Regions from separate parts of the Homo sapiens genome. Here region 2 is linked to region 1. A link is an interaction called in ENCODE POLR2A ChIA-PET data of the cell type or tissue named here. Cell type or tissue: OCI-LY7. All regions are shown on one strand. Links, peaks and the distances in the headings refer to the core of each region. The heading gives the core; the rest is flanking DNA.

Region 1 (5,375 bases), core at 196-5,195:
TACATAAACATCTCTGGTGCATTAAAGAGTAGTGCCGCCAGCATGTCTCACCTGCAGCCTTAAGGCAGTTTTCTCCTATCTCAGTATATGGAACATACAATCGGGTTTTACACCGAGACATTCCATTGCCCAGGGAATAATATAAATCACTCTCCGGGAATAATATAAATCATTCTACTATATTCTACTATAAAGACACATGCCTGGAGACAGATGCCTTCCTCTTATCTCAACTGCAAAGAGGTCTTCCTCTTTTACTAATCCTCCTCAGGACAGACCCTTTACCCATGTCAGGCTGGGGGACGGTCAGGTCTTTCCCTTCCCATGAGGCCATATCTCAGACTATCACATGGGGAAAAACCTTGGACAATACCTGGCTTTCCTAGGCAGAGGTCCCTGCGGCCTTCAGCAGTGTATTGTGTCCCTGGGTACTTGAGATTAGAGACTGGTGATGACTTTAACAAGCATACTGCCTTTAAGCACTTGTTTAACAAAGCACATCCTGCATAGCCCTAAATCCATTAAACCTTGAGTTAACACAGCACTTGTCTCTGTGAGCACAGGGTTGGGGGTAGGGTTACAGATTAATAGCATCTCAAGGCAGAAGAATTTTTCTTAGTACAGAGCAAAATGGAGTCTCTTATGCCTACTTCTTTCTACACAGACACAGTAACAGTCTGATCTCTCTTTTCCCCACACAGACTGGGCGTGGTGCCTCACGCCTGTAACCCCAGCACTTTGGGAGGCTGAGGCGGTCAGATCACTTGACATCAGGAGTTCAAGACCAGCCTGGCCAACATGATGAAGCCCTATCTCTACTAAAAATACAAAAATTAGCCGGGTGTGTTGGCTGGCACATGCCTATAATCCCAGCTACTCGGGAGGCTAAGGCAGGAGGATTGCTTTAACCCAGGAGTTGGAGGTTGCAGTGAGCCAAGACACTGCTACTGCACTCCAGCCTGGGTGACAGAGTGAAACGCCATCTCAAAAAAAAAAAAAAAAAAAAAAAAAAAAAAAGCTCTTAGGGAATTATGGGAAAAGCTACCTAAATTTTTAAAAAACCTACACCTGTAATCCCAGCACATTGGGAGGCCAAGGCGGGCAGATCACCTGAGGTCAGGAGTTTGAGACACATTTTTACCTATGCACATTTTTTACATAGGTGTGTTATGGGGGTTTGTTGTGAAGATTATTTCATCACCCAGGTATGAAACCTAGTACCCATTAATTACTTTTTTTGTTCCTCTCCCTCCTCCTTCCAATAGACCCCAGTATGGATTGTTCCCCTCTGTGTCCATGTGTTCCCATCATTCAACTTTCACTTTAAAGTGAGAATATGTGGTATTTAGTTTTCTGTTCCTGTGTTACTTTGCTAAGGATAACAGCCTACAGCTCCATCCACATTCCTCCGAAAGACATGATCTCATTTTTTTTATAGCTGCACAATATCCCATGGTGTATATGTACCACATTTTCTTTATTGAGTCTATCATTGATAGGCATTCAGCTTGACTCCATGTCTTTGCTATTGTGAATTGTGCTGCAATGAATATACACATGCACGTGTCTTTATAGTAGAATGATTTATATTATTTTGGGTATATACCCAATAACTGGATTGCTAGGTTGAATGGTATTGCTTTCTCTAGGTCTCTGAGGAATGGCCACACTGTCGACAATAGGTGAACTGATTTAAACTCCCACCAGTGGTGCCTAAGCATTCCTTTGACCAAAAAAATCTTAATGTTCTAAGAGGTAGCTTTTTAGACAAATGGTATACCAGGAGACTGTCCTCAGGCCCAGACCACCCAGTTGCTCCTCTGAGAGGCTATACTCCCATTCCTCAGGCTGCCCTCTAAGAAATGACCCAGGGGATGATATTCATTAGACACTCCAAGAGATATGGTCACTACGGGCATCCTGGGTTGGTTAAGACAGTTCTGAAACTCATGACCAAGAAAAGACCAGAGGGCTGCTGTAAAGGGCCCTGTAATTTCTCCAAAGCAAAACTTCAACCCGAAGACGTACTAATAAGGTGTGTGTACCTAGGGAAGATAAAAGTGGGAGAGGCAGAGATAATTTTTATTTTTATTTTTTACAGTGGAGTGACAGAGGATTATTTTCTACATTTTTCTCATGTGAAATGTTTATAGACAGAAAACAAATCTTTAAAAACCTGCCACCATCCACTGCTGTGTAAAATCATGATTAACAATTAAAATACCGTGTCTCTAATGTACAATAAAGGACAAATAGTTGATAGTGTCGTAAACTGGACAGGGGAAGTTGGTCTCATATCCCACATTTGAGAATGTAGGAACAAAAGTGGAAATTTATAATTTTACTGCAAGCCTGAGTTAGGCTAAGGGAAAAAAGTGGATTAGAGCCCTGCTTGCCACACATTAGGAAGGCACAGAGGAAAACGAGTCCTCTGTGGAGTGTTAAAATAATTAAACAGCAGGAAATTAGACTAAAGTGGCTCTAGTCCCCTGTGTTCATAAATTTAAAAAATCTAAAACCCAACTCGAATGCATTTCTTATAAATTAATATATTAGGCCAGGCGCGGTGGCTCAACCCTGTAATCCCGGCACTTTGGGAGGCTTGACCCTGGGAGACGGAGCTTACAGAAACCGAGGTCACACCACTGCACTTTACCTTAGCGACAGAGCGAGACTGTCTAAAAAGAAAAGAAAAAAAAAATAACAGGAAAGCTTGGGAACCCCACGGGTCGCAGCTCCTCCCACGCACACACCTAGTCGGGATTCTACCCTGATGACCCGCCTGGCATCCCTAAGCACTCTGGGAAATACTCGGGGCTGCGGGCGCAGAGCTGCCCAGGGAGGTCCAGACAGGGCGCCCAGCAGGGACGCGGCGAGACGCTGGGGGTCCCGGCCGCGGGCCCAGCCGCCATCTTGCGGCCAGAGACGCCTGGGGCCGAGCTGCGCCAGAGAGGACTGAGGTCGGCGGACCCGGGAGCGGACTGTGGGGAGGCCGGTCCTGCAGGTTTCACAGCCCGCTCTCGCCTCAAGGGATGCCCAACCCCGCATACGCACCACTTCACAGCTTCCAGGGTGCCCTGGCATCTTGGCTGTGCGTCTCCCAGGACCTGCAGATCACAGGGCAACAGAGTCTGTGACAAAGTCGCCGGGCGGGGGTCGGTGGTTCCCAGGTAGAGGACGCGGAACAGTGAAGACCGATCCCAAGCTCTGGCGGGAGCGAGAGACAAAGACCCCGCCAAATGCCGGAAGCCACGCCCTCCTCTCCAACTGCGCGCCTGATCGGGCGGTTCCTACACCAGTGCCACTGATTGGATGGAGCTCCAGGACCCACCTCCCAATCCCACCCACCCCAGTATTAGTGCATTTTATGGACAGGGAAAGAGGCTCAAGTAGGAGGTGTCACTGACCCGGGCAATTACTGCTAATTAACAAATGAGCTGAGGCGTCGGGGGGCGGTGGCTCACGCCTGTGATCCCAGCACTTTGAGAGGCAGAGGCGGGCGGATCACCTGAGGTCAGGAGTTCGACACCCTCCTGACCAACATGGCGAAACCCCGTCTCTAGTAAAAATACAAAAACTAGCCGGGCGTGGTGGTGGGCTCCTGTAATCCCAACTGCTCGGGAGGCTGAGGCAGGAGAATCGCTTGAACCCGGGAGGCAGAAGTTGCAGTGAGCCAAGATCGCACCATTGCACTCCAGCCTGGATGACAGAGGGAGACACTGTCTCAAAAATAAATAAATAAAACAAAAATTTTCACGTAAGAGAAGTGGAGAATAAAAGAAGGATTTCACATCTAAAGCATTTGTTTCCTTTATAAAACCACAGCCCCTTTTCATTTGAATTGTCCAAAGATGTCTGACAGCACTAATACACTTACAGAATGAACCAGGAACAATGGCCTCTCAGGTGATAAGGAGGCACAACGTTACCTAAACCCAGTTTATTCTCAGCTTTACATGGTAACCCCTCTCAAGAAGTACTGTTAGCTGTGTGAACCGTATTCATTGGACAAGGCCAGAGGAAAGCGTGTTTACTGCAACACAACCAGGAGCCTGCAAATCAAACTGGGGGCGGGAAGCACGTAGGAGGCTTCCATAACCAAGACACTGGTGGCTATCCTTGGTTGTCACTTAAAACTTCAAGGTGGCCAGGCCTGGTGGCTCACGCCTGTAATTCCAGCACTTTGGGAGGCTGTGGCGGGCGGGTCTTGAGGTCTAGAAATAGAGACCATACTGGCCAACATGGTGAAACCCCATCTCTACTAAAATTACAAAAATTAGCCGGGTGTGGTGGCGTGCGCATGTAGTCCCAGCTACTAGGGAGGCTGATGCTGATGCAGGAGAATCGCTTGAAGGAGGCAGAGGTTGCAGTGAGCTGAGATCAGGCCACTGCCCTCCAGTATAGTAACAGAGCGAGACTCTGTCTCAAAAAAACAAACAAGCAAAAACAAACTTCAAGGTGAAAGGCATCTATTTTCCAGTTGGCTCAGAGGAACTGACAGATACTAGAATTCAAATGTCTTTTTCTTTTCTTTCTTTCTTTCTTTTTTTTTCTTTTTTTTTGACAGAGCGAGACTCTGTCGCTCAGGCTGGACTGCAGTGGCGCCATTGCAGCTCACTGCAACTTCCCTCTCCCAGGTTCAAGGGATTCTCCTGCCTCAGCCTCCCAAGTAGCTGGGACTATAGGCGCGTGCCACAGCGCCTGGCTAATTTTTGTATTTTTAGTAGAGCTGGGGTTTCGCTGTCATGGCCAGGCTGGTGTCGAACTCCTGACCTCAAGTGATCCACCCGTCTCTGTCTCCCAAAGTACTGGGATTACAGGCGTGAGCCACAGTGCCCAGCCTGTAATAGTTTTAAACTCCCCTTCTCATAGGGACAGGCCACCTCCACACACCCCCTCTTACTTCACAGGCTCTGTCCCTAAGGTTTACCTGGGGGACTGTCTTCCTCCCATCTCATTGGCTCTCCAAGAGAGTCCAGCTCACACTAAAACCTACCCTAAGATGGCAATTTGTAGACACTCCTCCATCCTCACAGCACAGTGGGACTTATGGAGAATGCTGCCCAATCCCCTTTCCTCAACTGACGTGAAGGGGCAGGTGGCCAGCCAGATAGATGTTCAGTGACCTAACAGGTCCAGCATGCCCAGGGTCTAGCCCCACAGCCTACCACCTCTCCCCCACCTGGTCTTCCCTCCAGCCTTTTTTCTTCTGTCACCAATGACAGGTGATGTTTACCTGTGCCACACTCTCATGAGCCTAGAAACTGGCATTGGTTGGCCGGGTACGGTGGCTCATACCTGTAATGCCAGCACTTTGGGAGGCCAAGGCGGTCAGATCACTTGAAGTCAGGAGTTCAAGGCAAGGCTGGTCAATA
Region 2 (5,375 bases), core at 49-5,048, 210 kb before region 1:
TGGGACTACACAGTCCATCTTCCTACTTTTTTTTTTCTACCCCCACTTTCATTTTGCTTCCACAGTATTTAGGGGGAGTTGCTGTGGCCTTTATTCTTTGTTCTTTGCTCTGTTTCTTTTTTTCTTTTATTTTTTGCTACCTTCTTTCCTCCACACTGACATGGATGTTTAATTTAATTTTATTTTTTGTAGGTCTTCTAACTCTGTCACACCCTGGCTGGAGTGTAGGTGTTCAATCAGCAGTGAGTCATTACCGTGACCTTGCCCTCCAGCCTGTGTGTGACAGTGTGACACACAGAGATTGATGGAGAGAGGGATAGACAGAGAGACAGAGACACAGACAGTGGCAGAGAGACCAAAACAGAGACAGACAGAAAGACAACAATTAGTTGTGATATTAATTCCATTTTACCTTTGTTCACTCCCACTTACTTATTTATTGGTCTTGTTATTGTTATTTCTTTGTTATTTTTAAATATTTATGGGCTGAGCGAGGTGGCTCATGCCTGTAATCTCAGCACTTTGGGAGGCCGAGGCAGGTGGATGAACTGAGGTCGGGAGTTCGAGACCAGCCAGACCAACATGGAGAAACCCCATCTCTACTAAAACTACAAAATTAGCCAGGCGTGGTGGCGCATGCCTGTAATCCCAGCTACTTGGGAGGCTGAGACAGGAGAATCGCTTGAACCCAGGAGGCAGAGGTTGCGGAAAGACAAAATTGCACTATTGCACTCCAGCCTGGGCAATGAGGGCAAGACTCTGTCTCAAAAAATATATATATTGTTGGTTTTCTTGTTTATACATTTTATGACAGATGTCAGCCACGAGTGTTGGACTTGGTCGCCAGCTTGCCATGTCTAAGGTCGACCATTTGGCTCTTGCTGGCAGCAGTACCATTCAGGTCCAGCAGAGGGATGCGATCATGATTCACTGCAGCCTGCATCTCCCCAGTCTCACGGGGCTGATCTTCCCATCTTGGCCTCCCGAGTACCTGGGACTACTCAGACCTTCTTCCTCTGCTTTATTTCTAACCCCACTTTCAGTTTGCTTCCACAGTACTTTGAGAGAGTTGCTGTAGTTTTTCTTTTTGTTCTTTGCTGTCTCTCTTTTTTTTTTAATTTTTTTTACGCTCTTTCCTGCATGCAGAAGTTGATGTTTTATACACATATATAATTTTTTAGCTAGGTCTTCTCACTCTGTCACACCCTGGCTGGAGTGCAGGTGCATGACCAGCAGTGAGCTGTGACTGCACACCTTCACCTCAGCCTGGGTTTGACAGTGTGACATACAGAGATCAAAGAGAGAGACAGAAAGACAGACAGAGACACAGACAGACAGAAACAGACAGAGAAATAGAGACAGAGAGAGACAACAATAAATTGTGATATTAATTACCTTTTACCTTTGTTCACTCCCATTTATTTATTTATTGATTGGTCATATTATTGTTCATTATCATTTCTCTGTTATTATTATTTACTGTTGGTCATTTGTTTATTAATTTTGAGGCAGTTGTCAGCTGCGAGCATTGGACCTGGCCGCCAGCTTGCCTTGTCTAAGGTCAGCCAGATAGCTCTCACCGGCAGCAGTATTGCTCATATTACTCAGGTAAGGCAGAGGGATGCAATTTTTTTTTTTTTTAGATGGAGTTTTGCTCTTGTTGCCCAGGCTAGAGTGCAGTGGCGCAATCTCGGCTCACTGCAACCTCCCCCTTCCAGTTTCAAATGATTCTCCTGCTTCAGCCTCCCAAGTAGCTGAGATTACAGGCACCCGCCACCACGCCCAGCTAATTTTTTTTTTATTTTTAGTAGAGATGGGGTTTCACCATGTTGGTCAGGCTGGTCTTGATCTCCTGATCTCGTGATCCACCCGCCTCGGCCTCCCAAAGTACCAGGATTACAAGCGTGAGCCACTGAGCATGGCTGGAAAGAGATGCAACTGTGATTCATTGTGGCATTGATCTCCCTGGTCTTGCCCAGGTGGTCTTCCCATCCATCTCGGCCTCCTAAGTACCTGAAACTGCTTGGATCTTCCTCTGTTCTTTTTCCAACTCCACTTTCAGTTTGCTTCCACAGAACTTAGAGGGAGTTGCTGTGGTTTTTCTCCTTTGTTCTTTGCTCTCTTTGTTTCATTTCCTTACACTCCTTTCTGCACGCTGAAACTGATGTTTTAGATTTCTTTTTTTTTTTTTTAGCTGGGTCTTCTCACTCTGTCACGCCCTGGCTGGAGTGCAGGTGAGTGATCAGCAATGAGCTGTGACCACACATGTGCACTCCAGCCTGGGTGTGAAACTGTGACACATGGAGATCAAGGGAGAGAGAGACAGAAAGAGAGACAATTAATTGTGATATTAATTACCTTTTATCTTTGTTCCCTCCCACTTATTTGTCTTATTATTGTTTTTTATTATTTCTTTATTGTTGAATATTTACTGTTGTTAGTTTATTTATTTTGAGACAGACTTCAGCCATGAGCATTGGACTTGGCCGCCAGCTTGCCATGTCTCAGGTGGACCAGATAGCTATAACCAGTGGCAGTACTTTTCAGGTCCAAAGGAAGGATGTGATTGTGATTCCCTATAGCCTTGATCTCCCCAGTCTCACCCTGGTGGTCTTTCCATTCAGCCTCCTAAGTATGTAAAACTACTCAAACCTTCTTCCTCTGTTTTTTTTCTAGCCCCACTTTCAGTTGGCTTCAACAGTACTTAGAGAGAGTTGCCGTAGTTTTTCTTTTGTGTCCTTTGTTCTCTCTCTCTCTTTTTAAAATCTTTTATGCTCCTTCCTAGATGCTGAAGTTGATGTTATATATATTTCTATTTAGCTAGGTCTTCTCACTCTGTCACATCATGGCTTGAGTGCAGGTGTGCAATCAACAGTGAGCTGTAACCATACACCTGCACTCTAGCCTGGGTGTGATAGTGTGACACACAGAGATCAAGGGAGAGAGAGACAGAGAAACAGAAAGACAGAAACTGAGAAACAGAGAGAGAACAACTAATTGTGATATTAATTACCTTTTACGTTTGTTTACTTCTACTTATTTATTGGTCTTATTGCTTGTTATTATTTCTTTGTTATTGTTAAAATTTACTGTTGGTTTTTTGTTTATTTATTTTGAGAGAGATGTTGGCCATGAGCTTTGGACCTGGCTGTCAGCTTGCCATGTCTAAGGTCGACCAGATGGCTCTCACTGGCGCCTGTACCATTCAGGTCCATGCAGACTGTGATTCACTGGTCACGTCCAGTTGGTCTTCCCATCTCAGCCTCCCAAGTACCTGGAACTACTTGGACCTTCTTCTTTCTTTTTTTCTCTAACCCCACTTTCAGTTTATTTCCACAGTACTTAGAGTAACTTGGTGTTGTTTTTCTTCTTTTTTCTTTTCTCTCTCTATTTTCCTGTGCTTCTTCCTGCATGCTGAATTTGACCTATTAGTTTTGTTTTTGTCACACTCCAGCCTGGGTGTGACAATCAAAGAGAGAGAGAGGGTTTTTTTTTTTTTTTTTTTTGAGATGGAGTCTCACTCTTTTGCTCAGGCTGGAGTGCAGTGGCACAATCTCAGCCACTGCTACCACCGCTTCCTGGGTTCAAACAATTCTCCCGCCTCAGCCTCCCGAGTAGCTGGGATTACAGGTACCTTCCACCATGCCTGGCTGTTTTGTATTTTTAGTAGGGACGGGGTTTCACCATGTTGGCCAGGCTGATCTTGAACTCCTGACCTCAGGTGATCCGCCTGCCTCAGCCTCTCAAAGTGCTGAGATTACAGGCATGAGCCACCATGCCCAGCCACTCACTTGGTTTTTGAAAATCTTTGAAAAATCTAGCAAAATTACTCAAACACTATTTTCATGTAAAAAAAGGAATTTTTTTTTTTTTTTTTTTGAGATGGAGTCATGCTCTGTCACCCAGGCTGGAGTGCAGTGGCACGATCTTGGCTTACTGCAACCTCTGCCTCCCGGGTTCAAGTGATTCTCCTGCCTCAGCCTCCTGAGTAGCTGAGACTACAGGCACGTGCCACCACACCCGGCTAATATTTTTTGTATTTTTATTACAGGGTTTCACCATGTTAGCCAGGATGATCTCAATCTCCTGTCCTCGTGATCCGCCCGCCTCGGCCTCCCAAAGTGCTGGGATTACAGGCGTGAGCCACCATGCCCCACCGAAAGGAAATTTTAAGGTGCTTATATTTCATACCTCAACAAGGAAAGCAAAAGCATCTATTCCCTTCAGATAATAAATGTATTATTGCATTATTTTCATGAAAAATCATGTAGTAAACAATTAGTCATATGTGAACATTTCTAGGAGGTACCAAGTTTTTGTTTGTTTGTTTGTTTTTTGGAGACGGAGTCTCGCTCTGTCACCCAGGCTGGAGTGTAGTGGTGCAATCTCAGCTCACTGCAACTTCCGCCTCCCAGGTTCAAGCAATTCTCCTGCCTCAGCCTCCCCAGTAGATGCGACTACAGGCACATGATGCCACACCCGCCTAATTCTTTTATACTTTAGTAGAGACGGGGTTTCACCATGTTGCCCAGGCTGGTCTCGAACTCCTGAGCTCAGGCGATCTGCCGGCCTCGGACTCCCAAAGTGCTAGGATTGCAGGCGTAAGCCACTGTGCCTGGCCTCAAGTTTTATCTCATAAAATTTAGCATGAAGCTCAGAAATAAAAATCACAGGATATACAACAAAAATATTCACTGTCACGAATTTACCTTGTAAAAAGAGAAACTGATGTTTTAATGAATCTATGTGACTCACTAATTACCTACCACATTTTCTTGTGGAAATGTATTTATTTTCTGCAGCCAAAATAGAAGAGAGATTTCCCTTATTTTATCCTTGGTAGCTAGCATTCTAATAGCTATGCCTTGGAATTCTGTTGGAAATCACCCAGCCATAAAAAAAACACATCTGAGAAAATTTCTAAATTCACCCAGGGAAAGCAAAAATGAGAATTTTTAGTCTGGGCACCATGGCTCATGCCTGTAATCCCAGCACTCTGGGAGATTGAGGCAAATGGATTACCTGAGGTCAGGAGTCTGGGATCAGCCTGACCCACATGGCAAAACCCCGTCTCTATTAAAAATTAAAAAATTATCCAGGCAAGGCCGGGTGCCATGGCTCACACCTGTAATCCCAGCACTTTGGGAGGCCGAGGTGGGCAGATCACTGAGGTCAGGAGTTCAAGACCAGCCTGGCCAACATGGTGAAAGCCCATCTCTACTAAAAATACAAAAATTACCCAGGCGTGGTGATGTGCACCAGCAATCCCAGCTACTCAGGGGGCTGAGGCAGGAGAATCGCTTGAACCTGGGAGGTAGAGATTACAGTGAACCGAGATTGCCCCACTGCACTCCAGCCTGGGCGACAGAGTGAGC

The links. Peaks named below come from ENCODE experiments on the same cell type or tissue, not always from the same donor. Only the 100,000 strongest peaks of a DNase experiment are listed, where the experiment ranks them.
Region 2: POLR2A ChIA-PET joins it to region 1 with 5 read pairs; 5 of 35 experiments call an interaction of 5 or more read pairs at or near these places.

The regions. Positions count from the first base shown.
Region 1 is chr19:23,073,067-23,078,441 of GRCh38, reverse strand. It overlaps a transcript of ZNF730 not described here. Among named protein-coding and RNA genes, the nearest start is that of LINC01858, 14 kb to the right of the region's middle. RefSeq lists enhancers at 156-729, 2,872-3,619. In OCI-LY7, for the core only: no CTCF peak of the experiment used is centred there; DNase peaks (open chromatin) are centred at 2,931 and 3,281; H3K4me3 peaks cover 3,004 bases; H3K27ac peaks cover 831 bases.
Region 2 is chr19:23,279,657-23,285,031 of GRCh38, reverse strand. No RefSeq gene overlaps it. Among named protein-coding and RNA genes, the nearest start is that of ZNF724, 32 kb to the right of the region's middle. In OCI-LY7, for the core only: CTCF peaks have their summits at 895 (motif pointing right), 2,488 and 2,693; DNase peaks (open chromatin) are centred at 901 and 2,241; H3K27ac peaks cover 1,224 bases.